Regions from separate parts of the Homo sapiens genome. Here region 1 is linked to region 2. A link is an interaction called in ENCODE POLR2A ChIA-PET data of the cell type or tissue named here. Cell type or tissue: A673. All regions are shown on one strand. Links, peaks and the distances in the headings refer to the core of each region. The heading gives the core; the rest is flanking DNA.

The links. ChIA-PET counts read pairs that join two places held together with the same protein. Peaks named below come from ENCODE experiments on the same cell type or tissue, not always from the same donor. Only the 100,000 strongest peaks of a DNase experiment are listed, where the experiment ranks them.
Region 1: POLR2A ChIA-PET joins it to region 2 with 5 read pairs; 10 of 35 experiments call an interaction of 5 or more read pairs at or near these places.

The regions. Positions count from the first base shown.
Region 1 is chr1:86,919,847-86,922,771 of GRCh38, reverse strand. All of the region lies in intron 1 of HS2ST1 (heparan sulfate 2-O-sulfotransferase 1), which reads right to left. Among named protein-coding and RNA genes, the nearest start is that of HS2ST1, 6.7 kb to the right of the region's middle. In A673, for the core only: no CTCF peak of the experiment used is centred there; no DNase peak of the experiment used is centred there.
Region 2 is chr1:86,844,937-86,847,861 of GRCh38, reverse strand. No RefSeq gene overlaps it. Among named protein-coding and RNA genes, the nearest start is that of SELENOF, 68 kb to the left of the region's middle. In A673, for the core only: no CTCF peak of the experiment used is centred there; a DNase peak (open chromatin) is centred at 1,441; H3K27ac peaks cover 1,426 bases.

The DNA of each region.
Region 1 (2,925 bases), core at 263-2,762, 75 kb before region 2:
CCTAGTGAAACTCTTAAAAGTAGGCAAAAGAGGAAAAATAAAAGACACGCTACATATAGTTGAACAAAGAATGATGGCAACCTTCTCATCAGAAACAATGCAAGCCAGAAGACAATGAAGCAATATCTTTAAAGTACTGAAACAACAAAAATGTCAGCTTAGAATTCTATACCCAACAAAAATATCCTTCAAACACTATAGCAAATAAAGACTTTTTCAGACACACAAAATGAAAAGAATTCATCACCAGTATATTTTTAAGTGTAAGTAATGTTAAAAGAAATTCTTCAGAGTGAAAAAAATGGTACCACATGAAAATCTGCATACACACACACACACACACACACACACAAAATGAAGAACACTGGGAATGGTAAATATGTCAGCAAATTTTTAAAAAATTTTTAAACATTTTATATATTTTTAAAATATAAGTTAAAGCAAAAATAATAATGTATTGTAGGACTCATGTATAGAAGTAAAATGTATAATGACGATAGCAAGAACCCAGAAAAAAGTGGTAATATATTAAGGTTCTTATACTACACATGAAATTCTATCATGTATACCATAAACCCTTAAGCAACCACTTAAAAAAAAAACAACAACAAAGAGCACTGCTAGTAAGTCATCAAATTAAAAAATGGAATTTAAAAATACCCCTTTAATCCTAAAGACAACAGAAAAAAAGGAATCACAGAACAGTTAAGATAAACAGAAAACAAATAGCAACTCACGAATTTAAACCCAACCACATCAATAATCACATTAAGTGTTCTAAACATTCCATTAACAAAAGAGATTGTGAAATTAGATGAAAGATTAGATGCTGTCTACCAAAAATCCACTTTAAATATAAATACACAAGTAGGTTAATATTAACAGGATGGGAAAAGATATACCACCTGACACTAATCAAAAGAAAACTGAAGTGTCTGTATTAGTATTAGACAAAGTAAGTATCATAGTCCATTGTGTGGTACTATAACAAAATACCTGAGACTGGGTAATTTATAGAAAACAGAAATGTATTTCTTCACAGTTCTGGAAACTGAGAAGTCCAAAATCAAGACACCAGCATCTGTTGAGGGACTTCTTGTGGCATCCTCACATGGTTGGGGGTAGAAATGGCAAAAGGGGGACAAATGCTGTCTTCTTACGTAGAAAAAAGAGAACACACTGCCACAAGCTCTTTTATAACAGTATTAATACAGTTATGAGGGGAGAGCCCTCATCACCTAAACACCCTCCACCTCCCGCCCCAATACTGTTGCATCGGAGATTAAGTTTCCAACATGTGAATTTTGGGGGAGACATTAACACCACAGCAGTAGGTTTCAGAGCAAAGAATATTACCAAGGATAAAGATGGTATCTTGTATAAAAAAAAGGGTTGGTCCATCAAGAAGACATGACAGCCTAAATGTGCATATACTTAATCACAGCACTTCAAAATACATGAAGCAAAAAGTGACATAACTACAAGAAAAACAGACAAATCCACAATTATCAAAGATTTCAAAACCCCTCTCCATAACTGATGAAGAGGCAGAAAAAAATCAAGAATACAAAACACCATAACAATACTACCAACCGACATCTACAGCATACTTCAGCCAATAACAACAGAATACATATTTTTCACGTTCACCTGGAACATTTACCAAGATAGTTTTTTTTTATTTGTAATTGACAAAACTGTATATATTTATCATGTACAACATGTTTTAAAACATGTATATATCATGGATGGCTAAATCAAGCTAATTAAGACAACATGCATTACCTCACATACTTTTTTTTTTGGTATGGTGAAAACACTTAAAATCCACTCTCTTAGCAATTTTCAAGAATACATTGTGACAGGAGAATGAGGGAAAGCTTCGGGAACCATGTCTTTAGGTAAGTGAGGCAACAGAATCAGGTGCACAAATGACCGAACAGGAGCACTGACAGTTACCATCTATTGTTAACAGGCAGAAAGGCAGAATACGTAAGTACAGGTACTGGTAGGTGGGTAGATCTTAAAAATAACTAGGCTATAGTGAACCATGATTATGAAGTTCATCTATAAGTACATCCTTCAAAAATGGTCTTCTGGAGAGCAATCTTTGAACATTCATTATTATTTCAATTTCTCTAAGTGCCAAAAAGCTATTAGAAGGCCTACCAGAGTGGTGGACAGACATCCTGGAATTATCTTAATTGAGATCAACTATTTCAGGTGACTACTCCATGGCACTAGACATCCTATTCAAGACTAAGTGAGGCACCAATTACCAATTCTAGAATAACTGTATTCCTATTAACCCAAAGTCCTCAAAACAGTAGCTACTATGAGGTTTTCCAAATGATTTCAGAAGTGAGGAAATCTAGCATTCTCTGGAACATCTTACAGGTATTGCTGCATGGTTTCAGGAACTTACTTGTAAAAACTACCAAATTCCAAAAAGCAGTCTCAACCTTGGCCCTGGAATTAGTTGTTTAGTCTAGTAGAGTTTTAAGAACATAATGACTAACATTAATTCTCACCAATGGATGATTACATAATCCATTCTCAATTATTTTCCCCATGTAAAAGATTATTCCTAATGTGCTCATAAATCCATATAGAGATGTAAGAATACAGTCAACAAATATTATTTACAATGCTAAAACCCTATAGAAAATAAAGTTACCAAGCACATAGTTCTATCACTTATGTGAGAAAATATTTCACTGCACTGTTCGACCAGTCAATATTAGCAACAAGTGCGCTCTTGAAATTCGGGAAGAACTACTTTTTACCAGCCACAAATTCTGACATTTTATAGTAACGAGTCACAGTTAAATAGTTTTCATTTGGATTCCCTGTCCTTTTCCATTTCTCACTAGAAAATTAAGTCTACATTTTAATACAATGAAGTATTAACTTCATTTGAAGTTG
Region 2 (2,925 bases), core at 252-2,751:
ATTTCAGGGTAGTGGGGAGATAAGTGAATTGAAGAGAAATGGGGAGGTGGGAAGTAGAAACAACTGGAGAAATTTGAATAAGACAGGGAACAGCTAGATTGGCTTTGACAATCAAAGGAAGAGCTTTTTAACCTGGGAAAAACTCAAGATATTGATAAGCTGAGGGGAAGATACCAGTTAAGAAGGGGAAATAAAAGTGTGTAGGAGGCCAGGCACGGTGGGTCCCACCTGTAATCCCAGCACTTTGGGAGGCTGAGGTGAGCAGATCACGAGGTCAGGAGTTCAAGACCAGCCTGGCCAACATGGTGAAACCCTGTCTCAACTAAAAATACAAAAATTAGCCAGGTGCAGTGGTGTGCGCCTGTAGTTCCAGCTACTTGGGAGGCTGAGGCAGGAGAATTGCTTGAACCTGGGAGGCGGAGGTTGCAGTGAGCCGAGATTGCGCCACTGCACTCTAGCCTGGGTGACAGGGAGAGACTACATCTCAAAAAAAAAAAGGTGTGTGGGAGAGGCAATGGGTCAAACACATGGGTGCTTGGCTTCACATGGAAGGAAGAGAGCCTAGGGGAAAAGAGATGAGGATGGGTAGGAATGCACACAATCAGATAACACAGAAAGGAAAGGATCTCAGCTTTCTCAGCCAAGTGGGACACAAGGCCATTCATCAGGATTTGAGAGAGCAGCTAAGTGTTGCGTGATGGGCTTGTAAGGAAGGTTTGGAATTGTTGCTGAGGAAGGTAGGAGAGGGAGTAGATGGAGGACAAATCTGGAGTGACACTGATCCTATTTGAATTCTAACCCTGGATCTTCACTGGTTTACCGTGTGACTTTAGCTAAATTGTCTAATTATTCCTTTTCATGTTATTCGCCTATATGAAGTAGGGTTAATAATAACTACTATGAACGCATTATCAGGAACATTAAATAATAAAATGGGTGCATTTTCAGTGACATTATGAGTATCATTCTGCTTCTTTCATTACCCAATGCTAGCAAGCTAGTTCTAACTTTCGTCTTATTTTTCTTTATTCAAGCTTCACCTGGACCATTTTTCAATGGCTCAGTGGTCTGACTGTAGATATGATGACGCCACTCCATGTCCATTCAAAAGTTAAGTGAGGAGGTGTTACCTTACCTATTTAGTCACAATGGTTTTCAGAACATTCCAAATGAAGCCTGCTTTTTCTCAAAGAAAATAGAATATACATATACCAAAACATTTTCAAATTAAAATAGGCACTGAGCAGACATATTGATGCCAGGAATAATCTAAGCTCTACTCAAAGCTGGTTTGTAGGATTGTAAATTGAGACCAGCCTTTGCTTCTTACCCTATAGAGGCAGTGAGTCAGGATTTCCTGAAATTAAGCAATCATGTAAAATGCATTAGTGGCTTCCAGAACACCTCGGGCTTCCTTGTGCCAAGAAATTAACATGTTTTCTACTTGGCATCTCATTTATATTCCCCAGTGACCCCATTAAGATCCTTCTATCAACCTGAGTCAGTATGATAATGTAGCTAAGATTCATCACTGAAAGTTTATTTTTTCTGGAAATGCATTAGCTTGGTGATGATTGCTACATATCAGTGGGAGGGCTGGATTCCAAGTCTGAATCATGACTTTATAGTCAAAGTTACACTAGTTATTAGTCGTATTTGAACCTCTCACATTGCTTAACATGATTTCAATCTGGTTTTTGTCCCAACTGTACCACTGAAACTTTCCTTCACTACCAGTAATCTCCTAATTGCCAACGCTTTGTTCTTATTCTATTTGAACTTTCTTTTAGTTGTTGTTGTTTTTTGTTTTGTTTTGTTTTCATTTAAGACGGAGTCTCGCTCTTGTTGCCCAGGATGGAGTGCAATGACGTGATCTCGGCTCACCGCAACCTCCACCTCCCAGATTGAAGCGATTTTCCTGCCTCAGCCTCCCGAGTAGCTGGGATTACAGGCACGTGCCACCACACCCGGCTAATTTTTTGTATTTTTAGTAGAGATGGGGCTTCACCATGTTGGCCAGGCTGGCCTCAACCTCCTGACCTCAGGTGATCCACCCACCTCAGCCTCCTGAAGTGCTGGGATTACAGGAATGAGCCACTGTGCCTGGCCTCTATTTGAAGTTTCTGTACCAATATCACCTCTGTATTGAAAGACCTTTTGTTTCCAAAACAGCATTTTTTTCCTAGTGACCTTCTATCTTTCTTCACTGATTACTTCTTACTCCTGTACCTACCCCCGGAATGCTGCAGTTGTCCCAGGGTTAATGTCATTGTCCCTCCTCCTGTCAAGTGTCAGAAATTCAAATGGTAGCAGGGACTAGGCCAGGTAGGTAAAATGAAAGTCAGATATAATTAATAGGTAGTGTGGGGACTCTGGCAAAGAGAAGATGCATACCCCATATGAAGGCACCTACAACTGAAAGCTTTTTAAATACCATCGTGGCCAAAAAACTTTATAGACTAAGCCGTATGTCTTTTTAATAACAGAGCTGTTCTCAGAAACCAGGTCTTCTTGTCCAAGACTCTAAGGACAGGACCCATTTATAGGGTGTTTTGTGTACCACTTAACCTCTGCAGAATACATCAGTAATCCTTCCTGAATTCGAGTTCAGGGTCCTAAGTCACCCAACATGATATCCTTTTTTTTTTTTTTTTTTGAGAAGGAGTCTCGCTCTGTTGCCCAAGCTGGAGTGCAGTGACACCATCTTGGCTCACTGCAACCTCCGCCTCCAGGGTTCAAGTGATTCTCCCACTTCAGCCTCCCAAGTAGCTGGGACTACAGGCACCCACCATCATGCCCAGCTAATTTTTGTGTTTTTGTAGAGAGGGAGTTTCACCATGTTGGCCAAGCTGGTTTCAAACTCCTGACCTCAGGTGATCTGCCCACCTCAGCCTCCAAAGTACTGGGATTACAGGCGTGAGCCAC